Linked DNA regions of Mus musculus: region 2 is linked to region 1. The links are chromatin loops, found by intact Hi-C in ENCODE. Cell type or tissue: left cerebral cortex. All regions are shown on one strand. Each heading gives the region's core, and the rest is flanking DNA. Links, peaks and the distances in the headings are about the cores only. Region 1 has its middle 52 kb from the start of Gm32027. Region 2 overlaps Gm32081 (a long non-coding RNA gene).

The links. Peaks named below come from ENCODE experiments on the same cell type or tissue, not always from the same donor. Only the 100,000 strongest peaks of a DNase experiment are listed, where the experiment ranks them.
Region 2: it touches region 1 in a loop (2.2-fold over the local background); 2 of 42 quality-filtered maps call a loop at or near these places.

The regions. Positions count from the first base shown.
Region 1 is chr19:36,307,893-36,324,465 of GRCm38, forward strand. No RefSeq gene overlaps it. Among named protein-coding and RNA genes, the nearest start is that of Gm32027, 52 kb to the left of the region's middle. In left cerebral cortex, for the core only: no CTCF peak of the experiment used is centred there; a DNase peak (open chromatin) is centred at 6,366; H3K27ac peaks cover 417 bases.
Region 2 is chr19:36,206,892-36,223,464 of GRCm38, forward strand. Gm32081 (a long non-coding RNA gene) reads left to right here. Exons shown (of 3, transcript XR_386675.1): 2 at 7,085-7,139; 3 at 14,488-14,785. Gm32027 (a long non-coding RNA gene) reads right to left here. Exons shown (of 3, transcript XR_386674.3): 2 at 12,233-12,281; 3 at 9,946-11,052. Among named protein-coding and RNA genes, the nearest start is that of Gm46664, 21 kb to the right of the region's middle. In left cerebral cortex, for the core only: no CTCF peak of the experiment used is centred there; DNase peaks (open chromatin) are centred at 6,788 and 7,880.

The DNA of each region.
Region 1 (16,573 bases), core at 2,791-10,790:
TTCTCCTGCCTCTGCATACCAATCAGTGGGGTTGCAGGCATGCACCACCATGCCTGGTTCTTTTAAAAAAATATTTTATTCTCTCTTTATTTAGGTTTATGTAATTTTGTTCATGAATTTGCTTTTCGTTATTGGTCAACCTCTTTTCTCTCTTAAGAAAAAAAAGTCTTGGAGCTGGATAAATGGCTTAGCAGGTAAGAATACATAGAGTTCTTGCAGAGGACCGGAGTTCATTTCCCAGCACCCATGTCTCTATTTACTCATGGAAACCTGAACTCATGTACACATTTTCTACCACACACACATAATTAAAGAAATAAATCGTACTAGGGCATATAAAGTTTGCAAGACCAAGGAGCCTCTCTTCCCAATTATGGCCGACTAGGCCATCTTCTGCTACATATGCAGCTAGATACATGAGCTCTGGGGGTACTGGTTAGTTCATATTGTTGTTCTACCTATAGGGTTGCAGACCCCTTCGGCTCCTTGGGTACTTTCTCTAGCTCCTACATTGGGGGCCCTGTGCTCCATCCTATAGATGACTGTGAGCATCCACTTCTGTATTTGCCAGGCACTGGCCGAGCCTCACTCGAGACAGCTATATCAGGGTCCTTTCAACAAAATCTTGCTGGCATATGCAATAGTGTCTGCGTTTGGTGGCTGATTATGGGATGGATCCCCAGGTGGGGTAGTCTCTAGATGGTTCATCCCCCTTGGTCTTGCAAACTTTATATGCCCCAGTACAGAGGAATGCCAGGGCCAAGAAGTGGGAGTGGGTGGGTAGGGGAGCAGAACGGGGGTTGGGGGGGAGGGTATAGGGAACTTTCGGGATAGCATTTGAAATGTAAACAAAGAAAATATCTAATAAAAGAGAAACTTCAGATCAAATAAATAAATAAATAAATAAAAATTAAATCGTTCCTTAAAGTCTATTTGTTATTTCCTCTCCCACCGCAAGACACTGTGGTCTACTTGTCCACTCTTTGTTTGTTTGTTTGTTTGTCTGTTTGTTTTCTGAGACAGGGTTTCCCGGTGTAGCCCTCCCTGGCTGTTCTGGAACTCGCATAGATCCTCCTGCTTCTGCCTCCTGAGTGCTGGAATTAAAGCTGGCCACCACTGCCTGTCTTGTTGTCTACTCCTCTACATCTTCCTTTCTTTCCTTACCTTCATTTCTTTAATCTCCTCTTTTTCCCCCTCTCCTCACCTGGCCAGTTTCCTTTATTTTATTCATGTGCTAATGCTATGTTTGCTTCACAGGATTCTTCACAGCACACTCTGCATGATTTTTAGCAGTTTCTCTCCTATGGCCATTAATGATGGATGTGTAAGCTGTAACCCATTTTAAGCCCGTTTCTAGATCCTGTTTGGTTTTGTATTGGTTACTTCATAGTGGTGTATTTTCTTCTGTCTGAGAAGTACTAGTGATTGAGCCCTCAAGAGCAGGGTGCTCACTAAAAATACCCTCAAGAAGCGCCTAGCCTCACAGAGACTTGAAGTGCCAGGGTAGAAGGGATATCCAGAGGGCCCCCACCAGTTCAGAGGAGAAGGGGAAGGGGGGGGGAGGAAGGAATGTGGCAGGGGGTGACCGGGAGGGGCCAGTAAGCAGGATATAAAAACAAAGAAATAAAATTAAAAGAATATCCTCAAATAAAAATGGAAGATATAGTCTGATGTACCCATCACAACACCAAAACAGAAGAAACGTGAAAAACCAAGAGATTTTAAGTTCACAACTACCAAATCCAGTGACACCAAAACTGTTGTAATTCTGGCCAAATATTAATTCTAGAGTCTACTTCTAAATGTTATCAATGCCTTCAAAGAGGAAACAAAGCAGATAAAGTAAGAAGACAATGGAGAACCCAGAAGGAGATCCAGCAACACAGAGAAGGAAATTAGAGACATGAGTGCCATCCAGTAAGGAAACTGAGATACTGCGGGAGGGGGAGGGGAAACATCAGGGTTTAGGCATAATAAGGATTTTTTAATTAATTAATTAATTAATTAATTAAATGGATATGAGTACTCTGTAACTGTCTTCAGACACACCAGAAGTGGGCATTGGATCCCATTACAGATGGTTGTGAGCCACCATGTGGATGCTGAGAGTTGAACTCTGGACCTCTGGACGAGCAGTCAGTGCTCTTAACCACTGAGCCATCTCTCCAGCCCCCATAATAAGGATTATTTGAACATGACTCCAGTGACTCCAGAAACAATGCCAATGATTGACAAATGAGACCTCAGGACATTAAGAAGCTTCTTACAGAGAAGGAAGCAGTTAACCAAGTGAAGGGAAAGCCTACAGAAAAGAGAGAAATCTTTGCTAGCTACCTCTCTGGCATAGGTTTGGTATCTAGAATATACAAAGAACTCAACAGAGAAAGCAAACCATCTAATTAAAAATGGGCCAAGGAGCGAAACACAGACAGTTCTTAAGGGATGAAAGGCAAATGGCCAAGAAATATTTTCAGAGTGTTGAGCATCCATAGTCATCAGGCAAATGCAATTCAAGCTACTGTGACCTTCCACCTGAGTCGGAATAGCTAACATCAATGAAACAACCCACACCAAATGCTGGAGAGGGTGTGGAGAGAGAAGAACACTTGTTCACTGTTGGTGGGAACTGTAAACTGGTACAGCCACTGTGGAAATCAGTGTGGAGATTTCTCAAAAAGCTAAAAACAGCACTTTAACATGACCCAGCTATGGCACTCCTGGGAATATACCCAAGGGACTCTGTGTCCTACTGTGGAGATACTTGCTCATCAACATTTATTGCTGCATTATTCCCCATAGAAAGGAAATGGAATCAGCCTAGATGTCCATCATTGGATGAATGAATAATGAAAGCATGCTGCTTCTACCCAGTGAACTTTTATTTATCCATAAAAAAATGAATGGAATCAGAAAATTATAAACCAGGTAACCTTGCCTCCACAAGACAAGTACCTCATGTTCTCTCTCATATCCTCATCATAGCTCATTTTTTAAATAGTCATATCTACAGGGGAGTGGTGTGGTGGAAATGCCAGGAAACTAAAAAGGAGACCAAGTGAGAGGTTAAAACATAATTTCAGCAGAAAAATCACCCTATAACCAAGTGTCAGTGAATACTACCTATGCTACATTTAAAACCTGAAGTCATGAGTAATTGAATTAGTATCTGACCATTTATTTATACTTTAAATTCTCAATTGTGTTTTATTAGGAATTGCTGTTCAAATTTACTTTTAGATATTTCCTCTCCTCCTTCTCTTCCTCTTCCTTCTCCTTCTTCTTCTTTTGCCCTCTTTTAAAATCTTTATTAAGTTATTTTATTTATTTACATTCTAAAAATTGATCCCCTTCCTGGTCCCCTCTTCTAAGTTCTTCATCTCATCCCACCACTCCCTTACCACTGAGAGAGTGCTCCCCCACCCACCCTCACCTCACACCCACCAGCATCTTTCTTCCCTGGGGCATCAAGCTTCCACGGGAGTAAGGACATCCTCTCCCACTGAGGTCATTCAAGGCAGTCCTCTGCTACACATATATTTCCTCTTCTTTAAAAAAAATCGTAACATTTTTCAGCTCATTAGTAGTGAAAGTGCTAGTTTTGTACTTTTCTATATATTTAACTCTCTCCATTGATTTTTCTTCCTTAATTTCATCGTTTATTTATTTTATTTTGTGTTGAGAGGCATTCACATACCATGACAAAGGCGTGAGGGGTCAGTTGGGTTTTCTTCCTTTCCGCAAGTACAGGACTGAGTAACAACTTTACAAGCTAAGGCATCCTGCAGGCTCAGAATTTCATTTTTTATTTACATTTTGATGCTTTTCAATTTTCACTGTTTCTCATTGTGTAACATGCACACACCCCCGTTCGTGTGTTCACTGTGAGTATCTGATGTTCTAGCTGGGGCTATTTCTCAAGTGTGTTGGGAATGTGGGGAGTAACACAGTGCTGAATGTGTGCAGGTGACCTGTCTCTGTGCTCTCACACACCACTGAGCAGCAAGCACCTTGCTGAAAAGATGAGACTGTGGATGTCAAGTTGTTCACCGGAGACTGAGAGATCTATGTATGGCAGTGAACCTTGTGGCAGGTGGCTCTAGAGGTCAATTTACTTGCTAATGTCAAACTTGGGGCTAACACATTCCAAAGTTATTGTCAAACATCAGCTCCAAACCCTAATACTTTTCTGGGAGGAAGAAAATGTATGCAGCTACACTGGAAACCAGTGTGGAGATCCCTCTGAATATTAAAGTAGAACTACCCTAATATCTGGCTGTAGCAATCTAAGCCAACACACCACAGAGATACCTGCACACCCATGTTCACTGTGGCAGTGGCCAAGATAGGTGCCCATCAACAGATGCATGGATAGAATGGTGTGTGCATTACAATGGAATTTTCTTAAGCCTTAAAGAAAAATGTAATCATGACATATGTAGAAAAATGGGTTCAATTAGAAATTATTGTAATGAGTGAAGGAGGCCAGACCAAGGAAGAAAAACATCACAGGCATAAAAGGAAAAAGGAGCCTAGGATGAGAAAGGAAGACAAAATATCACAGACTCTCTCTCACGTGGAACCTAGATCTAAATATATATACTTACATACATATAAATGTGATAAATTTAAATGTATTTACATGTGTTTATAACACGAAAACAGAAGGGAACTCTCTGGTAGCAGGAAGCAGACAGCAAGAGGGGAATGGAGCCAACAGGGGACCAACATGAACAACAACATTCATGAACATATCATAATGAGACTCATTATTTTGTGTGATAATTAATCTTTTAAAGGATGCAACAGAGTAGCGAACTCAATTCAGAATAAGCCAGATCTTTCTGATAGCTTTCTCACAGGAAGGATGTTGCCTCCAGAGAAAAGTGAGTCACTCTGGCTAGACATATCAGAGGGATGCTGGGTACCTGTCAAGAGCAGTCCAGATGAGCTTCTACCAAGAGTCACGAGATTGTCATAAATGGTTTCTAATGTATCTTCCACCTTTGAGAGTCTGATTACAGAAAACAGTTTGCAAGGCATGATGGCTCCTAAAAGACACCTAAGTGTCAAAGCTTAATGGTGTCATTAAATTGCTCCTCACACAGGAGCATCGCCACGTCACACCTGATGGTAAGAATGCCTCCATTGTTCCTGGGACAGAAAGCCCTTCCAGTTGTACAGAGGTATCACAAATGCAGGTGGGTCCAGGAAGTGAGGTGGAGGGAAGAAGCAAGCGTTGGGAGAAATTAGAGCCACAGTGAAATCAAGAAGCACAGCTACTCTAAAAGGAGAGTGGATGTATTACCATATGGAAAATGATGGACATTGTTTATTCGAAGACTTACAGTCACAGTCCTGTGTCTGCAATAGATATTCATTAAATCACAGAAGATGTATCTAAATATGGGTCTAGAGAGAGCAAAATAAAATACTTCATCATTTGTAGCCACTATATTTTCATAATATTATTAGCTAGTGTTGATTAAATCCCTGATCAATGAGGCACCATACCCGATAGTTTCTATCCAGTATCCTGATTGCCATCAGAAGCAGAGTTGGCATGAGTGACTCAGAAAAGACAGGGAAGCCTGAAAGGATGGATGCCCACTGACCCCTCTTACCAGTCAGACACCTGACTTTGAAACTCAGTCCCACCATTTCACCAGGCATAGAAAACTTAAATGTTTAAAACCTCAGCTTTTATTCATACAGATAAATGATTCGGCCACTATGTCATAGGACACAGGTCCACAGTGCATGTTCAAGAAATGGGAGCTTCTTTTCGCTCTCAGGAAGAACTGAACTTTTTCTATAAAGGACTAGCCTGTAAATATTTTAGACTTATGGGACATCCAGTCTATATCACAGTTACTCAACTGCCCAACTATTTTATTTATGGGCACTGAAATTTGAATGTTATAAAACTGTCACACACACTCGAAATATTCTTCTTTTTATCTTTTTCAACTATTTAAAAATATAAGACCTATCTTTAGTTTGCAATCTGTGGGCTGAAGTTTGAAAACCCCGATGCAGCATTCAGAGAACCTTTTCCTTCGCTTGACATTGGCCATAAGTGAGTAGTCTGTTCGGGTCGTCAACCACAACCCCAGAAGAATATTGTTCCCTCTCTAATAATTCATCATTTTCTCACTTCAGTTATAATTTTAAAAGAAAGGCCAAAAATATCCTGGGTAAGTGTTGCTACAGTGCTAAGCACTGTAAGAGGAAGTAGCCGGCCTCTTCGGTATTTCCATCCCTGGTAGAGGAAGCCAAGAGTAAATGCGGGAACCTGGAGGCCAGTCTCCTACCATCTTCTCTCTCCCTCTCTACACTCAGCAAAACCTGCTTGCCTGCTCACTGCAGCTTCTCCACTTGTGAGACATATGTTCACCAACAGAAGTTGCAAAGTAAATTGTTCAGTTATTTTTGAAATAGCCTATAGAGAACACGAGCACACATACACATTTTTGCATACGCATGAATATTCATAGAATAATACTGGGTTTGCAGCAAAATGCAAACGGTTGTTATTACTGGGTGATTCTCTTCATTGTGGCTTCAGGGCCACAAAAATACCTTCTTAAGGGCTTATGAGATGGCTCCACAGGTAAAGGCAATTACTCCTAAGCCTGACATCTGAGTTCAACCCCTGGAGCTCATATGGTGAAAGGAGAAAACTAGTTTCTACAGATTGTTCCCCAACCTACACACACACACACACACACACACACACACACACACACACACACACACATGCATGCGCATTTAATAAGTAAAATGTAATAAGAAATAAAGACCCTCCCCACCTATGGCAAGAAGTTGGGAGGCTGCGATGTGGAGCCAAGCAGGTTTTGCTTAGTGTTGAGAGGGAGAAAAAACAACTTGGGTTCCATTAATAATTTTTAAAGCATAATTGATCTAAATGGGGAAGCACTCAGCCAATCTGAACCCCCTTTGAAAGGTTTCATTACCACTTTTTAAAGTCAGAATAACACTGATCCCCAAAATAAATGAACTTTTTTTTACCCACAATGAATATGGAAAAGGTATCAGTAAGATATTTGCTTGCTTGTTTATATTTTTGAGAATTTCATAAGTGAATAGGGTTTCCATAAATTCCATCACTCCCTCTCCCTCTTCAAGTTCCCCTCCCACATCTCTTGCCACTCCCTCTTAAGTTCATGACCTTTTCTTATATAATTGTTGTTCTATAGATCCATATGTACACACACACACACACACACACACACACACACACATTGGATAAAGGGACTGGTGTAGAGGCCATGGTGAAGTGCTTCTTACTGACTTGTTACCCATGGCTGTCTCATACCATCCAGGGCCACCTCTTGGAGTGTCACCTCCCACAGTGAACTGGACCCTTCCACAGCAATCATTAATCAAGACAATGCACCATGAGCATGGCCACAGGCCAATCTGGTGGGAGCATTTTCTCAACTGATATTCTGTCTAAAATTCCTCTAGTTTCTGTCAGCTCGACATAAAACTAGCCAGCGTAGTCATTATGCAGGTCTTATTTGGGCAAACATATTCTTAAAATAACATGGATGCTGATTTCCTGTGATGTCTAGAAGACTCTATCTCATAACAGGTATCCTGGACCTCTGGCTTTTAACATCTTTCAGCTCTCTCTTCTGTAATGTCTCCTGAGCCTTAGGTGTAGGAGTGGCATTATAGATGTATCCATTGGAGCTGAATGCTCCAGAGCACTTATTCTTTGCATTTTAACTAGTAGTGGGTTCTATAATAGCCTCCATCTACTTGCTTTGATGACAATTGAGAGTTCACTTGTCTGTAGGTGTAAGGTTAAGTATTTATAGCACAATTAGAAACAGCATTGGGTTGGGGGGGGTGGACAAGGCTACATTAGAAACTATACTTGGGGGAAATGGCAGTAACAGACTCTCCTCTGGGGTCTGTGACCTCTCCAGACATGAATAGCTGGCTAGGTTTATAGCCAGGCATTGAATACATTACCAGGCATGAATCCCTTCCTATTCAATTAGATGGCTGTTGGTTACCCCCAGGATATGGGTGTCACTATTGCACTCCCGTCTTTACAGATGCAAGAGGATTGTTGACTGCCTTTCTCCTTTGCCAGCTTGCAAAGCATTCTCAGATACCATGAGTGCTAGTTCTCAGGGAGGAGGCTTCAGGTCAGTTCCTGCTCATTTCCTCCACGTCCTGTGTCCAAAGTTTACGGTGTCTTCAGCAATAGAGTGTTACCTTCAGGTCCCGAGAGTCAGCCAAGGAGAATGTTAAGAGTCTCTTAACATTAATTTGAGAGTCTCTTAGATCCTCTGGCCAGTAACACAAAGGGAAGATCTCTTCGCCCAGAACTGGGATTTTTGTTAGCCTTACCACCCCTGTGCCATAAACCCACTAGTAGATAATACTGTGCATGTTATTTTTAAAAAATGAATATCTGCAGAAATTAATTAATTACATATATTTTAAAATAAGCTTATAAAATAATATTTCCCTATGGCTTTTTGAAATGTCTTTAGTGTTATTTATTTCTCCTTTCTCCATTTCCCTCTCTGTTATGCTCCCCAGCCAATTCACATCACCCCTCCATGTTTCTCTGTTTCCTCACCTCAAGGCATCTGAATCCTCCCATGCCCCCCTTAAAACCCTTTCTTTCCATTCCCTCAGGGTCCATTTTTGTGGATTCTGTATTTATTCCAGATAACATATAGCAATCAAAAGATTCAGATCTAGGATCCACAAATAAGAGAGACGATGTGACATTAGTCTTTCTGGGTCTGAGTTACTTCACTCAATATAGTATTTTTCTGGTTATGTCCAGTTACCTGCAATTTTGGTTTTATTTTTCTTTACATCTGAATAGAATTACAGTGGACATGTACCACACTTTCACGATCCATTATCTGCTGAAGGACGCCTAGGCTCTTTTCATTTCTTAGCTATTGTGAGCAGAGAGGCAACGAACACAGCTGAGCAGGTATCTCTATAGTACTAAGTAGAATCCTTTGTGTATATGCCAGTGAGTGATACAGTTGGGTCATATGCTAAGTGGATTATTAGTCTTTTGAGAAATCTCCTTGCTGATTTCCATAGTGGCTGCACACGTTTACAATCCCACCAAGTGAATGGGGGTTTCTTACCCCCACCCCCATATCCTAGCTAATAGTTGTCAGTTGTTTTCTTGGTTTATTTATATATATATATTTTGCATTTGAACTTTTTATTTTTAAAATCAGACATGACATCAGTTGGCATATTTCCTGCCTCCAAGGAAGAAGACATAAATGTTCCTTTTTTTCCAAGAGAAAAATTTTCCTTTATTAAGAATAGATTATTTTCTCATACAATATATTCTGATTACAGTTTCTCCTGCCTCTACTCCCAGCTCCTCCCCACCCCCCCTTCTCATCTGGATCCACTCCCCTTCTGTCTCTCATTAGAAAAGAACAGGCTTCTAAGAGGTAACAACAAAACATAATCATATATGATAAGCTAAAACAAAAACTCTCATATCGAAGTTGGACAAAGCAAATCAACAAAAGCAAAAGAGCGCCAAGAGAAGGTACAAGGATCAGAGACCAACTCACTCACCACTCAGGAGTCCCATAAAAGTCCTAAACTGAAAGCTGTGATATATACACAAAGAACCTGGTGCAGACCCGTGTCAGCCCTGCTTCAGTCCCTGTGAGTTCATATGATCTTGTTTGTTCAGTTGATTTAGAGGACTTTATTCTCCTAGTGTCCCTGTCTCCCCGCAACTCCTGATGCCTGCTCTTCTGTGGGGTTCCCTGAGTTCTGAGGGAAGGGATTTGATGGACACCTCTCATTTAGAGTTGCTGTAACAAGGTCTCTCTGTGTAATGCCTGGCTATGGGCCTTTATATTTGTTCCTATCTGCTATAGGACGACATTTCTCTGAGGCTGACTGAGTAAAGCACTGATCTGTTGTATACAGTAGAATATCATTAGGATTCATTTTCATTGTTGCTTTTCATTTCATTGATTCTGTGTGTGTGTGTGTGTGTGTGTGTGTGTGCCTGTGAGTGTTTATACCAGTAGTATATGGTTTTATCCTAGGCCTTGGGATATCTAACCTCTGGTTCTTGGTTACTCAAGCAGTATCAAGTATGGATTCTATTGTGAGGAATAGGCTTTAAGTCAAATCAGACATTAGTTGGTTACTCCCATAAGCTTTATGCGACCATTGTCCTGGCATATATATATATTTAGGCAAAGCAGATTGTAGATCAAAGATTTTGTGGCAGGGTTAGTGCATATGTTTCTCTTTTGGCAGCCTTCAGAGTCCCTTCCCGTACCAAAGATACTAGAATGTTTTCTTGATTTATAATACAAAACATTGTGCATTCTTCAAATGTCCTGGAGAGTGAGTTGACAATATTTATCAAGACTTTGAATGTTGCCAATCCTTTCCTGCTAGGTAACCAACCTCCCAAGACTGAACCCTCGGGAAATTATACAAATACATACACAGAATTTCATGATCAAGATTTTCATCACAGCTGTGTATGCATATGTGATAAGGGGATTATTTCTCCCAGGAATTTGGAGTAGGGTAGCAATATTTTTTGCACAATATTTATGAAGGGAATGAGAGATGATGGCAAGTGTAAACTGTCCTTGTGATCTACTGGAATTTTGAAATGACTAAATTAGAAATGACTATTATAAGAGTGAATTATTTAATAATTAAGTTGTATGTGACTATACGTTAAAAACTCTTTTGGAAAGAAACTCTCAGAAGTGATTTCTCTGCTTCTAGAAATGTTTTATAGGTGCCCTTCAGGACACTCTGTATGTGACAGTTAACCTTCATTGTCGACTTCATTGTGTTTTAACTCATTATGGAAACTCAGGATGTAACTTGAGGGAAATTCCAGAGATGGCCAAGAACTTTGCAGACTGTCTGTGTCACCATCTCATGTGCCCGGGTTCCTGACTGAATAACCGGGGAAAGAGGAGGCTCACTGACCATCAGCGTTCAGTCCCTGCTCTTCTTCCTGGTTTGCACCACGAAGCCACTCTCATTGCCAAGCCTTCTCTTCCAGGATGGACTGTGTCTTCCCAAAACCAGATGCTAAAATAACCCCCTTTCCCTCACACTGGTTTTGGTCAGGTATCTGGTCACAGCAACATTCACCAACTAGTCAGATTCATCCTGCCATATTAGTATCTACTGTTAAAGAAGTGACAGCCACAGCTTCTTACTTCGTTTTCTGAAGGCTATGAAGATAAAACAGGACACACACAATGCTTTTGACATATGCGCACAAGTGAAAGATGAACACTAGCTTGTTCAGTTTTTTAAAAAGTTATTCTGAAATGCTGGAGAGAGAGTTCAGTGGGTAAGAGCAATCGAGGTGCAGCATGAGGACCTGAGGTCAGAGCTGCACCATCCAATGAGAAATCTGCCATGGCTGTGCACCACTGTAGCCCCAGCCCCAAGGGTCAGACACAGTGGATCCCAGGAGTTAACTGTCCAGCCAGTTCAGCCTAAACAGAGTTCACAGTTAATTGACAAACCCTGACTTAAAGGAATAAAGCAGAGAGTGATAAAGACATCTTCCTTTGGCTTAAACATGTGAGTTCGTGTCCATGAAATACAAACATACAGGGTTGCACACACACACATACACACACTAAACACACATGCTAGTTAATTAATTAAAACAATAAAATTAAGAAGAAAGCAAACAAACAGATACATAGCACAATACACATATGCACCTTTCTACATCCACATAGAAGATACACAAAAATGCAGTTGGCTGTTACTATGGTGATAGGATGGCTATTGTTGTTTTCTTTGTTGTTGTTATCGTATTTTTTACATTTTGTAGATGATTGCATTTTAAATGAATATGCATTCCTTTTCTCATAGTAACAAATAGTAATGGTTTACAATAACAGTAACAAAACATCCATAGGCCCCATCCCTGAGCCTTTGCATTCCATCTCTCTACTCTGACATGTGGAAGGTGGTTCGCAGATAAGAGTGCCTGTTAGGGGAAGATACAAAGACATACTGATTACCTTTAAGTGTACTCTGCGCTGGCATCTTCTACTGGCTTCTGCAGATCCCTCTCTTCTCATCTCTACTCAGTTCAGTGCTCCTCTGGACTAGTGTGTGAGGTTTGTTCTAGAAAGGCTCCTTTGCTCACTGGTGTGAGCCAGACCTGGTCAAGGCAGACTGTGTGCTTTCAGGGTCCGGGTAAATCATGCCCCAGAGCTCTTGTCGCCAAACGCATCTTTCTCCTAAAGTCCTGGTGAGTAGTTTCCCTGCCTTGCCCCTTCAGGCCTGGCTGCAATAAAAAGTCTTTGCTATCACAGCTCTAGGATTCTGCCTCATTCCTTACCATTTTCTCTAAGCGTTGCCCATATCACTAAAGTCAACTGTTTATGAAACTCTTCCTTGTATCTGACTTCAGGGAAGTTTCCTACCGAGCTAGAGATGCATAGATACCTGGCTATCCCACCCTGGACACATATAGATTTGTTATTATGCAAATGTAAAAGGTCTCTTGTAGGTTGGTGTGTTTGATCATAAGGCTTGGCGCTGTATGGAGGAATTGTGGCGCCTTCAGAAACAGGCCTGGCTGGCGGAAGCGGGCTTCTCGGAGGCGGAGCTTCTGGATTATAATCAGGGCTGCCTGGTTCTGGCACAATCTCTTTCTACTTCCTGGCTGGTGCCATGTGACAAGCAACTCTGAGTTTCTGCCACCAGGTACGCGGGCTGCTTCAACTCCCATGTCTTCTCCCAGATACTCCGGCTGCTTCAACTTCCGTGCCTCCTCCCACAGGAGGGATTAAACCCTCTCAAAGCATGAAGCGCAGCAAGCATGTTCTCCCTGGTGTTCCTTTATCTGATATTTTGCAACAGCAATGAGGAAAAAATAACTAATATTGTATCTCTGTTTACACTCAACCTGGTGGATCCCCAGGGCTCTCCTCTAACGACATCCTTGTTATCAGCACACAACTCTGCACTGGGATCAAGGGATATGCAGGAGGAGGCCTCCATAGATTGTGACGCTGTGCTCCTGGATAGTCTGAGTGGTGTCCCAGTGTCAAAGCAGGGCCCAGACCACTAGCCACCATAGCTATTCCACCAGAGACCCTTTCTTTTCCACGATACACTGTTTGCTTTGGCTTTTTAAAACTCATATCTGATTTTCAGTAGCAGTCAGTTCCCCTAGCTGAGAAAACTTCTCTCATCTCCCAGTCTGTCCCTTTCATACCAGTTCAGCCTGTGCTTTAGTTCCAGAGTATGTATGTATCCAGTAGCTATGTCTTTCTTCTCACCGTCTCCACTGAAGTTCTGGCCCACATCCTAAAGGGAAGTGGGAGGTGTCAGAGCGTAGGAGAACCAGAGGATAATCCCAGCCAGATGAATGCTATGCAAATTGCTTATGATGCTCACATATATAAAACAACACAGTCTTGTGCTTTTTCTAATCAAAATAGGAAGCTACATCTACTTAGACTATCTATGTAATGGGCAATCACCCCCATCTGGAAGATCTAATGAAAGCCTCCCATGCGACACTTGAAAAATGGGCCAGTACCCTATACTAATTCCACGTAGCTACTGTAATTAGCATTGGTCTTTCTAGACTATAATGCCTCTGTCCAGTGCTGATTCTCCACAATGTGTCTGGCACTGGGCACTTTTCAGAGTGGGCTGCCTTTATGTCTACTTATAGGGATTTTTTAATTGCTAAGGAACCATATTCATAATCCACTTTTGTTTAACAAACATCTACAATTTTAGTTGCTTATGATTTATCATAAGTCATGATTTCAGAGCCTGGCTGGTTCTTTCTCTGGTACTCTTTAGGTTAACTCGTGTAGCCATATGCAGCAGAGTGGTGGGTAAGGGGTTTAACGGAATGGGTAGGCTTTGCTAACATGATCTATCATCAGAAGGCGGTCTCAGGATTCCTGGAGAATGTGAACAGAAGCCTTAAGAAAGTATCGTTTCTAAGTGCCACATCTCAGTAGCCCAAGCAAGTCTAGAGTTGATCCCGAATCCAAAGGACAAGAAATACATTCCTGTTCTTGACAGGAGGAGATACAGAATCACGAGGCCACAGCACACAAAAGGTACAAAATATTGTACCATCATCATCAAAAATCTAGTGGACACAAGGGAAGATGAAAACATACCTCTAATTTTCAGGATAATCCCTTAGTTAAAAAAAAATTAATTTATCTACCAGGTGATTTTGATAAATTATAATTTAGTCATAATATGTTATATGAGTATATGGTGTAAAATATTAGAAAAATAATCATTAAAATTAAACTAATATACTTTTCAAAATATAACATTCCTAATACTTTAGAGGTTCCCTAATGCTTTTTCACAGCCAATAGCCCCATTGCTCAGTGGTGCCCAAGGTCCTGTATGTCTTGCTAATTATTCCATTGTACTGTTTATATTTTTATCACAAGAGTTGGTATGCTTAAACTATATGTTGCTTGCTTTCTTTGTTGAATACCGCGCGAAAAATATCATTCTTTGTCTTGCTTTCAACACCCCATATTGCTTTTGTGATTCGTCCACGTTATGTGCAAATGCTGTTGTTTTGCAATTTCCACCTCTGTAGAGTCTGTGCTTGTATAAATGCATATCAGCTTAGTTACACAGTTTACTCCAATTGGACTTTAGGTTTTCTTTTACAACTTGCTGCTATGCATTTGTAATCATCCACTTAGAGTGTATAACTAGTCTTAAAAGAAACTTTGGAAAACTGTGTGGGATCTGCTTCATAAAATATAACAATATATACTCACATAATAAGATTAAGATCAAATTATAATTTGTCAAAAACATTTGATTGATTTAAGTAATGATATTTTTAGTTAAGGGTTAATCCTGAAAATTAAGAAATATGTTTGAAGCCCCTTCTGTCTGTTAGATTGTTTTCAAAGACGGCACAATCTTTTCCACAATGCTCTTTTCTACGCAAACTACTTTCTAACTTGCTCCCTTTCTAACACCTTGTGAAAACTCCCAGTGCTCTGTCTCTAAGCCAACATAAGATCCTTTAAAGCTATTTTTTTCCAGTTTGGTGATATAAAATAGCATGTCATCCCCTCCACCCCCACCCCAGTGGGCATCTTATTCAGTAGTGAGGTTGGGAATATTTCCATTGAGTTATTGATCATTTCTCTTTATTTTTCTGTAAAATGTAGACACATTTTTTCTGTTTCTACTGCCCTTCATTTATTCTTAAAGAGCCTTCATACTTTCAAGAAATGACCTCATCACATATACTAAAATATCTTCTTTTCCAGCTCATGGATCAGTTTATACAGTTGCCAAGTGGCTATTTCTCTCGGATACCACTAATTTTATTTAAAAACACACCAATTCTTTGGACTACAACTCTTCATCTTTGAACCTCAAGTCTTCTTGGAAAAAAATCCTTTTCTATCCAGCTAGACACATGTGCAAATAGACTTTGGAAGGTTCTCTCATTGCCCAATGTCTAAGAAGATTACAAATCCTAGTTTCTTGGAAAAAGACCTTTGTTCCTCAAGTTATGCCAGGAATTGTCCCAAACAATCTACTAACGGAGCTAATGAGTCAACCATCACAGAGAGATGACCTCCACACTCCACAGCTGGAGTGATAGACATTCCTGTAACCTGCTATGAGGTGGGGGTGGGGAGCGGGGACTGGAGTAGGAGTCACATGTACCCTGGAAATCCACCTCTGTTATGCTTTCCAGTCTTGGTTGTTATTTATGCCTACTCTGGTTGCTCATTGCTTTTCTTCTCTCTCCATCAGGAAGGTCCCATTTCCAAGCCAGAGAAATCCCAAGAAGCTGTGTATTTGACCATCATATTCACAAATAAGTCAAATGTGTAACTCAAACCTTGATAGGAACTGCAAGTCCTATCCTGATTTAGACCTTTGCAAAGCATGCCACACAGGAAAGTACCTGCCTACCCATCGCCAGGGCTTTATTTTGCTTATTTTATTTGCTCTTCTTTGTGTTTGGCATGAAAAACATTAAGCTCTGTAGCCTTCTGAACCTGGCTCTGAGAGACCTTCAGCTTTACCCTGGAGAATCACAGGTTCTTTTCCTCTAACTTCAAACACTCATCAAGTTTTCATGAACCTAGGAGGTTGAAGACAGCATCTAGGCATCATGACATACACAAAGAAAATAGATCTTTATGGCTAATCATAATGTAAAGGCATTTATAGGATGTAACTTAACAGATTTATTTTTTCAAAACAGTTCAAGAAGGTACTCTGGATAGTATCTAGAAATTCCTCATCAGGGCTCTCTTACAGGATGCCTGGTTGGTGGTGTCCACTCCATATGTGTTAGTTTCATCTAAGGCACGATCTCTTCCCTCTATGCCCCACATCCAGCCGCTTGGAACTCCGATCACCTCCCTAAGGCTCTCCTGCCCTAGCATCAGTCCTTTCTTCACCCCTAACTTCATTCCTATTCCATCTCCACCTCCTTCAACTTCCTTTCCCACACGTGCCATATGGCAGAAGGATCTCAGTAAATATTTCTGCT
Region 2 (16,573 bases), core at 2,805-10,804, 100 kb before region 1:
CAAGGGCTGAAAACAAAGACTTCAGTGTGCGACCATTAGAGGGTGTTCCAGATACAAACTACAGCAAGAGACGTAGCTTTGACTGGAAATTCTTCACCTCTTTCATGACTCTGGATCTCACCTGCCAGACGTCTACACGGATAAAGATGTGTGGGATCCCCTATAGGGGCCATCCCTCCTGTCCTTTCCCGGCTGTGTCATCTTCCTCTTGACTTCACCACAAGAAGCCCTAGATGATCCCCCGCCCCACACACATCTCCAGCCTGACCAGCTCTTATCTACTCGCCCCTCTACCCCACAATATGTCCTCCTTCCTCACTCCAGTTCCACTTTTGCATCCACTCCAGCCAGCGTTTACCTTTCTCTCCTCTACCAAACAGACCACGTGGAAGATGGTCCACTCTATGGTAGACCTCACATGTTAGCTTAGTGAGTGTCAAGGTAAGATTCACGAGTGTGAACGTTGGTAAGAGTTCATCTAAAAATCACAGCTCCCATTGCCAGGTCCCCAGCTACCCTCTCTCCATGTTCACAGCCTTTATTCCCCACATCTTAGAGGGAACTTCCAGATTGACTGCCTCTAAGTAAAAGCAAGATACAGCTTTCATGAATGTGTTAGTCAGGTTGTCATTGCTGTGACGAAATACTCGAGCTAATGGATGTATGGGGAAGGAAGGTTTGATGTGGTTGTCAGCTCTAACACAAGTTGTGTGGTCACCAGAAGGGAGGGAGTATGTTTGACCGACATCATATAGCACCCCGTTTAAAAAAAAAAAAAACCACAACGTAGAAGAAACTGCTCAACAGAATGAGTCGGAAACTTCATCATTTCTTTCTAAACACTAAGAGTATGGAGTGGGGGTGAAATTCAATCCTACATGCTGTGCTCCGGCACATGCTCATTTTGAGCCACCAAACCCCACAAGCCCAGCCTGGAGATGGAAACTGGACTCCAAGCCATAGCGAGTCTCCCTGCTTTCTTTGGGAGTGAGCCAGAAAGAGATAAAGGAAGTGTTGTCCCGGGGCAGCAGTAAACAGGCAAGGGACCAGAGGGCTTTTAATAAAACAGACCTTTATTGGGGCTAAAAATGACCCTAGGCTGACCCCACCCTAAATCCTGACAACGTCCAACTACAGGAATTTAAAGGAACAGAAGGCAGGCATTGCATCCCTGCGCACTGAGCAGGAAGCAGCCAGAACCTACAAGCAAGGAATGCATACACACATCTCCAGCACTGCAGCCCAAACAGTTTTCAGCCCAGACGCTGATGCACTTCTGCCTCAAATTTCTATCCTGTGACTCACAGGGAAGGCCCGAAGACAATAAAATATCCCAAAGACCTAAAATAGGTCCTCCTCCCCTCTGCCACCAGGGTGAGCTTCCCCAGGCATTTCTTCCTTTATTAGCCAGGCATGAATGGTAACATTGCCTGGGCTGAAGAACACATCTTTGTCACTGGTAAATATTAAAAAAAAAAAAAAATGAAAAAAGAAAGAAAGAAAAAGAGCCACATTCATAGAAAAGCACACCAGCCGTTCATTGATTAGCATCCAGTGCCACAGCCCTTCGCTGGAATTACAAACACTTTCAATGACACCGGATGGAAAGGCATTGTAGGAAAAAATATTTCTTAGACAGGATTGTCATTAAAGTGTGCCAAAAATAGAACTGTTTTTATTTAAGCATCCTCACTCCTCCAGCTTCTCCCTTCCCAGCAGCCCTGGCAGACAGCAAGGCTGTGCACAGGGAAATCACCAGAAATAGAGAAACTGGCTCCATTCATTTAAATTTGAGACACGTCAAAAGCAGACCTGTGAATAAGGTCTAGATGATGTGTCCTTCCTCTGCCAGCACAAGTGACAACGAGGCAGGGGGACACAACTGGACTGAAAATTCACTATTTAATAATCTCTAGGAGAAATGTAATTTTTTTCAATTTTAATTGGCCCCACTACCAGTCTGGTAGATCAGTTTCTCAATCTCTTATACCTCATGAGGAAGGAGAATTGGTCTCTTTGTGTCCAGCTTGGAGCTCCCATTTCATGGGGAAAGGACTGACTTGCGGAATTTGAAAATTCACCATCTTGAAGGCCAGGCTCCTTAGGTTTTGAAGTACAGAGGAGTATCTAGTTGGATGGTTGGTTGAGTTTTGGTTTTTGTTTTTTGGGGTTTTTTTGGGGGGGGTGGGAAGGGGAGGGTTGAGCTTTTTATCTGAAAATTTAAACAGTAAAGATTGTTATGACCCAACCTATGAAGCAACACATTCATATATGTTATTAAAAATTGAAATTTTGGGGAGCTGCCTCAGCCAATAAAGTGCTTACCACACATGCATGAGGACATGAATCCACATCTCCACCCCTCACATAAAAGCCAGGCCAGCTACATGTGCTTGCGTTTCCAGCATGGGAGAAGAGGAGGCAGGAGGAGCCCCAGGGCTTGCTGCACAGCCAGACTAGCACAAATTGTAGCTTCATATTCAGCAAAAGACCTTGTCTCAAAAAATGTAGGACAGAGCGTTTGGGGAAGAAATTCAACAATGACCTCTTGCCTACACATACATGCATACGTGCACACATATGGACCCGAATTGTATGTTTGACAGTCACAAAAACAGTGTTATCTAAATACACAGTTCCACTAGCCAGCGACATTAGTGGAGTATGTTCTGTGTGTAAAGACAAGTCATGGTTACTGCACTTTTAGTCTGTGTGCTTGCCACCCCAAGTCCTTAGCATTCTCTCTTTGGACTCTAACTCGCTATTGGATACCATATGATACCATCATTGTCCCATCTGTGTGTTTCACACGTCTGTCTTTCTTTCTCTCTTCACTCTCTTTCTTTCTTTCTTTCTTTCTTTCTTTCTTTCTTTCTTCCTTCCTTCCTTCCTTCCTTCCTTCCTTTCTTTCTTTCTTTCTTTCTTTCTTTTTGTTTGTTTTTTTGTTTTTGTTTTTGTTTTTGTTTTTGTTTTTGTTTTTGTTTTTGTTTTTCGAGACAGGGTTTCTCTGTGTAGTCCTGGCTATCCTGGAACTCACTCTGTAGACCAGGCTGGCTTCGAACTCAGAAATCCGCCTGCCTCTGCCTCCTCCCTCTCTTTCTGAACCTGTACTGTCCTCTGGTTTTTCTAACCCCCTCATCTCCCTCTGCACTGAACCAATACGGCTCTGTTGTCCTCAATCCGCCTCCAAGCCCATGCTTCAAGGCTAAGTAGAAATGTCACATTCTCCATAAAGTGTGTGCTGTTCCCTGCAGTAGACTTTGCTGAGACAGAAAAAGCAAGGACTCTGGCAACAGCCGGGCCTGAGTTCAAATCCTAGGTCTTTCCGTGTAAGACATGAGAACCCAGTTAAAGATAACTATCTTAATAATTCTCTTGATACCTTTGAAGCTTCATCAAGTGATTTTTTTAAGTAAAAATGATTCTGATTGCCAGTAAAGGCTTGTTGTGAATATCAAAAGAAACTATTGTTCAAGTACATATGTGATTTCTGGCAAAGCCACAGTAGTAGTTTTGTGTGCTTTTCTGCTTTTATAGTCTGCCTTTACAGCATGGCAATTTCTTTATTTGTCTTTTAATGAAGTATTTCAGTCTTTGTCTTCAGGGTCCACTCAGTCACAGAGCAGGGGTCCCCTTTGCTACATCATTGTATACCCCAGCTACCTTCCCTTTTGGTTCTCAGCAGAGGTTGAAATTAACTACTGTTAGTTCACCATAGGGAGAAGCAGGTTGAAAATCCTTATAACTTATACAATTTTAGATTTCTTTTCTTTTCTTTTTCTTTTTTTAGATTTCCTTTCCTATGCCTAGATTTCTTTGCCCACATTATTTGGATTTTAACCCCCCTAAATTATGATAAATCAATAATACTAATAATTTGTTGCTTATGTGTTTGTGCATATACCTATATATGACTTTCTCTTACAGTTGCATAGTACTTCCTATGTACCCAAAACAAGGCTCCTTACCTTCATATATTCCTTAGGCATAACATATCTGGGAAGGAGGTACCTTTCTAGTCTTCCTTTTAAAGATGAGAAAATTAAGGCTTGATTGAAACCTTGCAGCAAGCATGTGATAATCTTGAATTGCAACTCAGAAAATCTATTTCTAGAGACCAAGATACTTAACCACCACTCAGCACAGCCTCTAACTTTCTATCTCTGGATAAACCATAAAGCACACAGAGTTAGTTCAGTCAAGTACCATTTCACAGACAACATGGCCTAATCCAAGCGATGTTCTGATTGGCCAGCTTGGGAGCCTATGTGTATAGCTTGTACGTCACTGAAAATGACCTGTGGCTGTTTTGCAGCCCATCAGGTAGGTCTCCTAGGAGGCCCTCTGACCTCTCTGCTACATCCAGGCATAATCTGCCAAGAGAAGCATTTGTAAGGCGCAGAATCTGTATCATCGTGGGGATACCCTAAGATCTCCTCAGAAGAGAAAGAGAAAACCTGTCACGTGCTTGGCTCAGCCAGTGATACAAAAAAATAAAAAAATAAAAAAAATAAAAAATAGGGCTCTGGAAAGAACTTGGTGTTTGAAACTGAAGCTGAGGAAGGAAGCCTAGGTCCACAGCGGCAGCCTAACAGCTGAGGCGATTACAACCATCCTGGGGCTGTACTGAGTTCCTTTGCTCCACAGCCTCTAGGCAGAGCCTCTGCTAGCTAGCATAAGTGTCCCAGGGTCTGGGACCACAGGACACTACTGTTGGCTCAGGCAGTGCTCCCCAAACTCAAGTGCAAGCCAGTCATTTGGGACCTTGCTTAAAATACAACTTGTGACTCAGCAGACCTGAGTCGTCAGAGTCCATATTTCTAACAGGCTCCTGGAGGACCCATAGAGCTGCAAAGCCTACGGAATATCAGCCTTGGGAAGATGTTTGCATGACGTATTCTACTTCTTCCCAGAGGACCTTTTAAAGCTCGTCCTGGGTGAGAGTGTGTTGTAAATCTTTTCTCTAAGATCTATTTATTTTTATGTATGCATAGCCATGTGTGTCTGTGAGTGTATGGACACATTATTGCAGATTCCCACAGAGACCAAAAGAGAGTATTGGATCCCATAGAGCTAGAGTTACAGGTGCTTGTGAGCCAACAAGGGCTGCTCTGAGCAATCTCCAGTCCCTCTGCCATCAATCTGTAAGGCTCTGTAAGGTACAGAATCCCTCAGAACTTGCCTTCTTTTGGTTAAGACTCAGTTCCAGTTTTTAGTTACCAAAAAATAAAATAAAATAAAATAAAATAAAATAAAATAAAATAAAATAAAATAAAATAAAATAAAATCAAGACTAACAGTGATAGCTCCCCTTGCTTTATAAAGAAATCTAGAGAGACTAGGATTTGCATGGCTCCTTGAGGCTACAGGGACCAAGATTCTGTCTATGGAGATGTTCACATCACTTTCCAAGACTAATGGGACCAGTTCCAACCATCGCAGACACATAACATGATCAGGAAGAAGAGCAGAGGTCATACACACGGTCCTTTCCAAAGACACATACAAGAGGCTGTACACATGGTTTTGCCCTTCCACATCTTTGCCAGAAACCTCACCACACAGCAGTGGGTCAAGGAAGAGAGAGTGATGTGGTCCTCCTTCAGAGCCACCATAGTCACAGATAAACATCAAGTATACCACAGAAAAGACAGAGGGTGGATATACGGAGTGCTGAGCTCTTTCCAACACAACGTCTTAGACATTCAGAAAATGATGGGTCTGATCTCTTAAACAACTGGTTGTAGGGCATGCCAAGATATACATCCAAGTATCCAGAGTTCCTTTCAGGCTCTTGCCCAGTCACTACACAATTCTTCCTCAGATGTTATCCTTCTTAAGCCCAGTGGCAGAGTGGAGACCCCAAGGAGACTTCATCTTGTCCACTAGGAGTTGAAGTCCCTGTTAGGAACACCTGGTTATGTCTGAACTGTCAAGCTCCCAGTAGACACTGGGAAGTGCATTAGTACCTCTCCATCAGAGGCAAAGATACTGGAGAATGAGACCTGGGGTGGTTGCTGCACCATCTGACACCTCTGCACTAACAGGCAGAGGGCAACATCACAGTTATAGCATTTAGCAATTTTGTAGCAAAACCAGAGTTCACGAAAGCATCTCTGTGAATGGCTTGAAGAACAATGCTCAGGACTTCCTCTTCATTTCACTGTCTTTAAACGTTGAGCTGCCACCGGAGGCAGTGAGCCGCCTTCTCACCCTGCATCACTGAGCAACTGGGCACTAAATAAGCGAAGAAATTGAATGGGAGGTAGGAAGAGGTAGACGTGGTCACTGAGTGTCTCTTGTGTGCCTGTATTCTAGCCAAGGTGTTTACATACTGATTTAATGCTGATTATGATTGATGATGCAGACCAGTAGGGATCGAAGTGGGAACCACACCAGGTAAATATGTCTCTCAAACCCACCTGACTGGCTCAGGATGGCCATCAGGAGCCTTTCACGAAGACTTCCTTTCATTTCATCTGCAATCCACCCTTGCTCCCCCAGACACATTCTTTCACACCCTGACTGTGTTCATCATTTCTGAGTAATTAGTAAATTATAACTGCTGCATCTCAAGTTTGTGACATTCATTTGCTGTTTCCCAGTAATTCATTCCATTTGGAATTTGCTTTCAAAAAGAAACCAAAGTCTGTCCTAATGCAGCACACACGCCCTGGCCTCATTTATCACGTTCTGTGGCTGGTCCTGACGCCTGACAGGCAATTCAGGCTTTCTGAATGCGATTCAGGCATTGATTTTAATCTATGAAGCTCGAGCGTCTGGACTCTGGCTGCCATGGAAATGAAATAGCTTCTTCACACGCTGCTGCTAACTGTTCTGCAACGTGGGCTTCTGAGAACAGCTTCTGAACTTTTCCTGATGCAAAAATCTCAGATATGAATAGCTTCTTAGCTTTAACTACCACTGTTAATATAGAAGAGGAACCCCAAGTAAAGGCAAATACACTTAGTAAGCTTATATTCATGACCTGATGCACTGGATTTATTAATAATGTCTACTTAGAAAGAAATTTTAAAATGTACATCACAAGGTGACCACTACCATGCATTTTGTTTTCCAACAGGAACTCTGGAAGCCCAAGCGGGATGCTGGATACCAGGACGCCAATGGGGAGAGAGGTATTTAGATGTTGGCATGTAATCTGATTTTCTGTCACCAAGACAGGAAGTTGATGGCAAGGAAATGATTCTAGAATGCACACATTATGGAAGGAGGTGGGGAGGCGGGAAGTATTGGCATGATACTTAAGCTAGAAGTATAGTGGCCAGAAGTGACCCATTGAGCTATGAGTTAGATGTAAAGGAAATATATGTGTAATGAAGTGAAAGGCCAGTCTGAGGCTTCACACTGAATGGTTCCCAGGAGGATAAATATATGGAAACAGAAGACAGTTGCTGCAGGGGTCAAGAGGGGAAGGGGAGGGGAGGTGGCTCACCACAGCGCAGAGGGTGAGGGGAGTTAGGGAGGAAAAGTATTCTATAGGATGATATAGGTACCTATATGTTGCTGTATCTTCTTCAAAACACACAAAGCTACATGAAGCACAGGTGATCTTGAGTCAGTAGAGGAGAGACCGACAGTTGGGGAGGCAGCGCAATAGACAACACTGGGGGCTATTTGGGAAAGAAATCTTTGTGCTTTCTTCATAACTTTTTTGTGAACCTAACACTGTTCTCAAGGAGAAAAAAAACCTTTAAAAAAAAAAAAAAAGGGACTGGGGGGAAAAGAGTGGTGGCAGGCTGTGTGCCCAGGAAATATGACACCATCTTTGTTCCAGTGGGCCACGGGGGCTGGGAAAGGTGGGGGAGGAGATCAGACTGCAAAGGGGATTTAAATGCTCTCCACCACAGCTCTGCTTTCATTCTCTGCAGCCAGCCCAAGGTTCTGGCTGCCTGCCCTGACTGCTCACGTGGCCTCCATTCCAGAATGCAAGTCCTTGCTTCAGCTTTTTAAATTCCGATGACAAAGGAGTTGACGTGTTGACATATATCCCTAAGAGGATATATACATACATATATATATATATATATATATATATTCTCCCAAATAAGAATGTGTCCAAGAATAAGGAACTTCAGTAAAAGTAGAAACAGAAAAACAGAAAAAGACGAACCAAATCCCATTCTTAAGTAGCAATGGCAGCTGGGTCTGCTATGTCACTTTATTTTCCCATAGAAGAAGGCTAGAAGGCTGCTAGTTCATGCCTCATTAGAGATAAGGAGAGAGTCGGAAGGAACCAGAAGAAACCAGAAGGAACATGCACTTAATTGGATCCTTGAAATGTAACTTCCTATAAAATGTCCGATACCAATAACTTACAAGGTAAATGCTAATCTCAACCTAGGGACAGGAAAAGGTAAACTCTAAAACAGTTTTCCAGGACCCTCTCTCTGTCCTTTTCCAATCACTCAGTCCTCTTTAGCACCTGAAAACTCTATCCATAGGGAAAACTACAAACTTAGCACCACTTAGACTCTCCTTAGGGGTTACATTCAACAAAGCCAAGTCAGGCTGGGATATGTAGCTGCTACATTAGCTCAGGTATATGCACTCTCACTTTTTCAATACTCAAGGTACAATCCTACTGGTCAATCTCAAAACGATGCCATCATGGAGTTGATGCCCTCCCCCCAGGGCAGTAGCAGCATGGAACCTAAATACAGACTGCCCTTTTCAGTCTCCTAACATGAACTTGCAGGTAGCCAGTGATGCATTATCCAGATGTGTGTGCATCCTCACGGGAAAGAGGAGACAGTCACTTTATGATTGGCCAGCTCCAAGGGAGTCCCTTGTCAATCCAATTAAACTGTTCCACAGAGAGAGTGGAAATATTACACAGTAAGTGGAGCATGAGAAGAAGAGCTGACTACCCTAAGTACCAACACCATGACTCTTCACTCTTAGGGAGCCTTGGTACCTGTTGTTCTTGCCCCGGGTCCTCAAACTTAGTTCATTTACTGTTGTAAGGTTTAGTATAGCATCTATCCTACTCAACAGTGCTTTACTGGACTGTGTGATAGTTTGAATGCAAATGGCTTCCATAGGCTAGTAGGTAGTGACACTATTTGAAAGGATTAGGACATGTGGCCTTGTTGGAGGAAGTGTGTCACTAGGAGCGGGCTTTAAGGTTTCAGAAGCCGAAGCCAGGACCAGTGTCTCTCCCTCTCTCTTCCTGCTGCCTGCCGACCTGGATGGTACAGTCTCAGCTACTTCTCTAGCAGCATCTCTAGCTGTACACTACCATGCTTCCTGCCATGATGACAATGGACTGAATCTCTGAACTGTAAGCCTCACAAAATGTATTTTCCCATGCAAGAGTTGCTGTGGTCATGATGTCTCTTCACAGTAATAGAAATCCTAATTATTGACACGCTGGGTTCATCAAGACACTGCTTCCTTAAACTGTAACCTAAAGGGTGAATGCAAATGTCTACAGTTGGACTATGACTACATTAGAAAATCAAACTCAGACACACCACCTGGGTGGACTCACCAGACTGTCTCTAAGAAACTGAGTATTTGAACAATACAAAAACAACCTTTGCACGGTACATAGAAAGATTATCCCTATAAGATCAGTGCCTCTCTGCAAGGGCAGTGGTTTCTAAACCAGCCGGCTTCCAGGGCATATCACTCATAGCTGTGATGGGTCTGAGCAAGACATTTTCCCTATTCAAGTTCTATACCTGTCCTCCGTCCTGTCACAGTGAGTCTGCAAAGTTACCATCTTTTCAGTACATCCCCACCTTTAGAGTCCTTCTAGCAGGAAGCAGTGAGTGATACACTCACCTTGAGTTCACTATGGGAGCTCAGTTACTTTTTTTGCCTGAAGCACACATTTGTAAAGTATAGCCTGGAAGAATGCCATGTAAAAGCTACTCGATTCCCTAGAGAGTGAACCTAGCCTACCTCTTGGTCCAGGACTCAACACAATTTCAATTTCTCCCTGTGAAGCTACAAAAGATGACCTGTTCCTTCTTCTGGGTGTGTGGAACCACAGCTGTTAATCCAGGACTGTGATGGAAGTCAGGAGTTTATGGGTAGGAAACAATGGTTCTCACCCAGAAAATAGCTTAAGTCCCGTGTGTGTGTGTGTGTGTGTGTGTGTGTGTGTGTGTGTGTGTGTGTCTGTTAGAGGGCAGGGAATCATGAAAGGTCTACAGAATTACTTCAATACATTTTTCTCATTGTGGGGGGGGGGGCGGGGGTTACATTCTGCAGTAACTGTTAGACTCTTTGTCCAACTAGACTCGATGACACCGACAGTGAGAGAATTCTTAATGAGAAAACTGAGATAGCAACCATAATAGGTCACTCAAACAGCAGAGTGCAGAACTAAGTCCTGGGGTCTCTCATTCCCCAGATATCCAAGGTGGGACCTACCCACCGCCTACGCTCCACTCTGTGCCAGTCTCCTTCCGACCAAAGCTGGAGACTGGCAAGTGTCAACATGCCTGCCCCCAGCCCACACCTCCTTACCCATGCCACTAGCAATCTAGCCTACATTTGTGCACATTCCTACAGAGACAATTTCCATAGCAACAGCAAAACCATATCAAAAAAGGCACCTGAGCTATGCTTTCAAGGTAAATCACCCTCTTGAAGAAGTCGTCTATTCTATGGAATTACAGGCTAGTGCCACTTAGAATTCATTACCTCGCTAACACTATTAATGCATGTGCATATTCCTAGTCCTGGGTCACTGGTTTACATTTTAATTATTTATAAATATTTTACTTTTCTCTTTTTAAGCTGTCCTTTCCGGACAGCTATGGTTCGGCGGCATTTTAATGATCTATGAAGGAAGAAGCAAGAAGCAATCACAGCAGGAGATTCTGAGTGCCTACTATTTGAGTACCCTGCACTCCTACCTAGCAGAATTCATTTTCAGAGAAATGCAAGCAGAGGAAGGGCTGCCTTGAGCCCAGGCTGAGTCTTATGCAAAAACAGCCAGCTTTACAGACAGCATCCCAACGGTGGTGCATTCTTCACCCAGGAATCTTGAACAGGGGGCAATCGGGAGAGAGAGATCTGTGTGAGAGAAAAATGAACATGAGAAGGGTGGGTGGTAAAAAAGATTCATGAAGAGCAGCAAATTCGGGGCTCTCGCTGGGGGTTCTGCTTCCAAACTGTTCACCTTCCCAAAACAGGGCAAGGAGGTGGGGAAGGATGCTGCTGAGTGGATTTCTTCATCTGATGAGTGATGCTCTGTCAATACAGGGTGTTTAGCCATCTGGGCTTGCTTCCTTGAGACCCTACCTGCCAGCCCCAATGAAATCTCTTCTTTTTTTGAATTAAAAAAAAAATTTGTATGCAGTACTAGATTTCTGACAATATCATGTGTGGAGTTTGCCGCTCTTTTAATTTTTCATTTTGTTTCTTTTGGGGTTGGTTTCACTTTCATTCATTTTTCCTCATTCATTAATCCTCCCCCCCCCCCCACCCAGGAGTATGGGCCACCCGTCTCCCTGGAGATTATCACTGTGCTGAGATGCTAATAGACGCAGCCCTTGTTCTCCTAATCATCTAATAGAAAATTAAATAGAAATCATTCATTTACTAAGCAATTACAGTTACAAACTATGATGAGGACAATGGGATACAAGCACATAAGACTTCAGATGCTGAGCTGTGTCCTTTACAACATCCAGTGGATTCATAGATCTGTCCATTTGGAAAATAGACAAATTAGCACATAGACCATTTAAATTAGCCCATGGTTTGGCTTAATCAGCTCTTTCCATCCAGAGTCCTGCGATGGCGTTCCAAAGAAGCAGAAGGATTATTGGACTCAATGGACAATAAAGGAATAGTTCAGCAACACTGAGAACCAGTGGTAAATCTGCTTGAGAAATTTAAAAAAACAAAAACAAAAAACTATTTACAGCAGTGAGGTGTCAGAAGCCACACAGAGGGAGCGTGATGGACGAAGAGCAAAGCCAAGAGCTCAGTCAACAGAACAGACCCAAGGATGCTCTTTCCAACATTGCGCATCCCTCAAGAAGGGGTGACTGTGGAGGACCGGGATGGATTTCAAACTCATCTGTCATCAGTACCATCTCAGGCTGATTTTCAATAACTTCATGGTTAAAAGCAGACACAGGTGTTTGGCATGCTCCACAAAACCAAGTGGCATCTTTGTTGTATTAGAGTTTTCCAGATGGCTAGGCTGGATCCTGCCAACCGTAGCAGATGGGAAGGGTTCCCTTACCTGGACTGAATCTGCACATCCGACAGTTGCTCTCTGTCAGGCTTGGCTCCTGAATGAGATAACGTAAGAGGTGGCTGAGGTCAATGCACAGTCTCCAGACTCTGAGGCAGACCTCAGTTATCATACATAACTGGTCAAGGGCTTAATCTTTCCGGCTCCCTTGCCTTAGTGAAATGGGTCAAATAACACATACACTCAGTCTCTTGCTTTCCTTCATGTTAGCCTAAAGCTAAGGCAGAGTCCCTTGATTTGCTTTTACCTAAGCAGTCACAGTACCTTCCTCTGAATAAGACCAGCCCCTAAAAAGAAAGCTCAGACATTTTACCTTTCTGGTGACAGAAATGGAAAGAGAGGGTTCCTAGGGGCTGTCTGACACCCCAATTGCCCTGCTCTCTGTTGCCCTTGCATGGCATGTGGGCATTTAGCTACCATGGCACTCTCTCCCTAAGTTTAGAGCTCAGAGGAGTGTTCAAATGCTTTGTGCTTGAGGCCCAACAAGGGCTGCAAAGAACTAAAGAGAATCTCCTCCAGTAATTTCCCCTTCTCTTAAGTATGATTCTAAACTTCCTTTCAGAGCCTGACTCTCAATGGGATTTTGCTTTATATCAGTTGGAGTTCTTCCATCTTCGGCTTTAATTAATCTGAGAAGTGTTTAGGATGTCCCTCTCTGTGCCTGGAGTGGATTGATCCTGAGTCAGGAGAACCATGTCCTCCTCCACACAGCTTGCCAAAAGCCTTTGTAAAATGGAAGTCAGGCATCTGTTTATGAGGCAACTCCTCCGCTGTCAGAAAATGAGAAATAAAGGCACACACGTGAAAAATATAGAAAGTAGTCAAATCTGACATGATGCAAGAGCCTGCATCAGACTGGCAGTTCTCTGTCCACGAGTCCTGACTTGGCATCACTCTCTGAAACTCAATTTCCTTGAGCTGGCCTAGGTACTATCAGAAGATGCTAGAAAACTTGGGTCCTGTAGACTCTACCTACGGGCTATTCAAAGTCTCCCTTCTTGTCTCTCTCCATCATCACAACCATCTACACCATTGTCACCATTTTCTTCCTTAGAAATGAAAGCACCTGATCACCCAGCATGCTTCCATTCTTTCACGCCAGGATTCACCATCATAGCCATAGGGGATCTTCCCAAAATGGACTCAGACTTTGTCATATGCCCCTATCTAAAACTCCTAAAGAACCTCAACTGCCCTTGGCATAAAATATTAGCTACCTAGCAGACCTTCCATGGTCCCTTTTAGCCCTGTTTCTTCTCTGACCTTGTCTTCCTCCCTGTTCTGTGGCCCCACCATATTCATCCTGCTTTCTTTGTCTAAACCACACCCAAATTAAGTATGTATGCACTTTCGTCTAAAAAAGTTCTCTTTCCCAATGTGCTCATGCCTTCTGGACTTTTGATGGCATGAATGCCTACTTCTTCCTCCCTCAAACTAAGACCAGGGGACCAATAAGACCAGCAGTGGAAATCAAGATGGGATTCCAGTCCAACACCGAGAGTAAATGGATGATAACACCCAGGTTTCTAATTTGGGAGACTAATGAAGGCAGGAGCATGAGAGTAGGTTTGGGGTGCCTTAAAGGTACATCCAGTGGATGGTTTATTAAGTGCTTGCCTCCCTCTGGGTACTTTTCTTTCTAGGATGTATCTCTCAGGGAGAAAAGGGTAGGCATAGTCACAACTAAGCTAAGTGCTTGGTTCATTGTCTGATTAGCTGGAGCCCAGCTGATCCAAATGTAAATGGTTTTTGTGGCATGGTTGCCAGTAGGTTTTTTGTTTGTTTGATTGATTTTTGTTTTTGTTTTTGTTTTGTGTGCCACAATCCTCTGTTCTTTGCCAGAATGTAGGATCTTCTGGAATTAAAGTTGTAAGACAACCCAAGAAGCAAATTTAGTTTCTCTGAATACCCTTTAATCCTTACAGTCCAACAATGTTTATATTTTACTTTCATACACTATATTTAGGTCATATTTACCCCTCCCTCACCTTGCCCCAGATCCCCCCCTCCACTCAACATTGTGTCCCCTCTTTTTACCTTTTAACCCAGCTGCTGATATGATACTCTTGGGTGTGTGCCCTTCACTGAACTGTATTTATCTCACTATGAAAGTAATGCTTTCAAGAGCTAGGTATCAGTGTTGTTTAGAGCCTAGGCTTGGAAGTAAAACAGATAAGAGGTTGGGTTGTTGCTTTGTCAATCATTAACTGTGCAGCCTAGACAGGTGTGTTATCTTTTCCTAGCTTCTGCAGTTGCTGAGAAGATGATAAATATCTGGCGAACTGTGGCATCCTGAAGGTGAACCATTGCTTCTTGCTGTTCATTCGAGCCTTCCTCTTGGAGACTGGAGTCCTGTCTATGAAGTGATTTTCTGCAGGGTCAGTCCTCTACATCAGACACAAGCCCACCTATAGATAGACCTTTTACCACCAGATGGAGAACACATATCCTAGAAGTGTTAACCCATTAGGCATTGAGAACAAATGTTTGTTGCTGAATTGTAATCAAATCAAATTACTTATTTATGACACTATCATTAAAACAAGCTCTTAATATATACTTTTATAAGATAATTCACAGAGTTATTTATTCTAAGAACAATGAAAAGACAAGGGCCAGAGTGAAATACTAACATCAGGATGTGGCTTACCACCCACACATCAACCCTGGTATAAGATGACTAGGAACCACATATGGGGTAAAAGTTCTAATTGGAGTACATATGTTGTTCCTTAATATACAAATATGTTAACTATGCTTTAATTATAGATAGTCAGGTAAACACTTAGTTACCTCATTATTTGCTATATTTCATTTATTTACTATTTATTTATTTAAAAATTGCATGTTTGTTTTAAAAGTGCATGTGGCGGCAGGGAGTGGGATGCACTGAAGGGCCAGCTCCACAGGTGGTTAAGAGCACTGGCTGTTCTTATAGAAGACTGTGGTTGGATCCCCAGCAGCTACGTGCTGGCTAATGGCCATCTGTAACTTCAATTCTAGGTAGTATGATAGCCTTCATCTGGCTTCCATGGGCACTCAGGTGTCTGGCAACTGATGCTGGTTATTGGCTGACACTGCATTTGATTCGGTCTACCAAGCCATGTACAAGTAACTGTATTGGCCCATATTCCAGGGTCAGTGCCCAAGACTTTGTCTTTCTGTGGAAAGAATTTTCGGATAGAAGTTGCTACAGTGTCTTCTTAATGCTGCAACTACAATGAAGTGAGATTAGTAAACCTTACTTCCTCTTTAACCACTCAAGTAACCCATGTGGGAAAACCCTAGAATGTGCCCTCTCAGGCGTATAAGAACATGTCTGGTCACATCAAACAGCTACAATGATTGGGTTACTTACCATCCACTCTCATTGTGAAAACTTATTAGCTAATTTAATGACTGTCATGGTCTGAATATGCTTGGCCCAGGGAGTGGCAAGCATTAGAAGGTATGGCCTTTTTCGAGTAGGTGTGTCACTGTGGACATGGGCTTTAAGACTGTCATAATCAGGGTTTCTATTCCTGTACAAAACATCATGACCAAGAAGCAAATTGAATAGGAAAGGGTTTATTCAGCTTACACTTCCACATTGCTGTTCATCACCAAAGGAAGTCAGGACTGGAACTCAAGCAGGTCAGGAAGCAGGAGCTGATGCAGAGGCCATGGAGGGATGTTACTAACTGGCTTGCTTCCCCTGGCTTGCTCAGCTTGCTTTATTATAGAATACAAGACTACCAGCCCAGGGATGGCACCACCCACAAGGGGCTCTCCCACTCTTAATCACTAATTGAGAAAATTCCTTAGAGCTGGATCTCATGGAGGCATTGCCTTAAGGGAGGCTCCTTTCTCTGTGATAACTCCAACTTGTGTCAAGTTGACACACAAAACCAGCTAGTACAAAGACCCTCATCCTAGCTGCCTGGAAGTTAGTATTCTGCTAGCAGCCTTCAGATAAAGATATAGAACTCTCAGCTCCTCCTGCACCATGCCTGCCTGGGTGCTGCCATGTTCCTACATTGATGATAATGGACTAAACCTCTGAACCTGTAAGCCAGCCCCAATGAAATGTTGCCCTTGTAAGAGTTGCCTTGGCCTTGCTGTCTGCTCACAGCAGTAAAACCTTAACTAAGACAATAACCATTAAACATAAAGGTGTATATCATAAATGCTATTTAAAACAAAACTTTCATCACATGTGATGTATTTTCTAAAGAGAACTTTATTATTTATTGTTGCATAGAAAAATCACTCCACTGGTTAGTAACCTAAAACAACAGACACTTTTCCTTGAAGCTTTTGAGGGTCAGGAACATGTAAGTAACTTAGCTT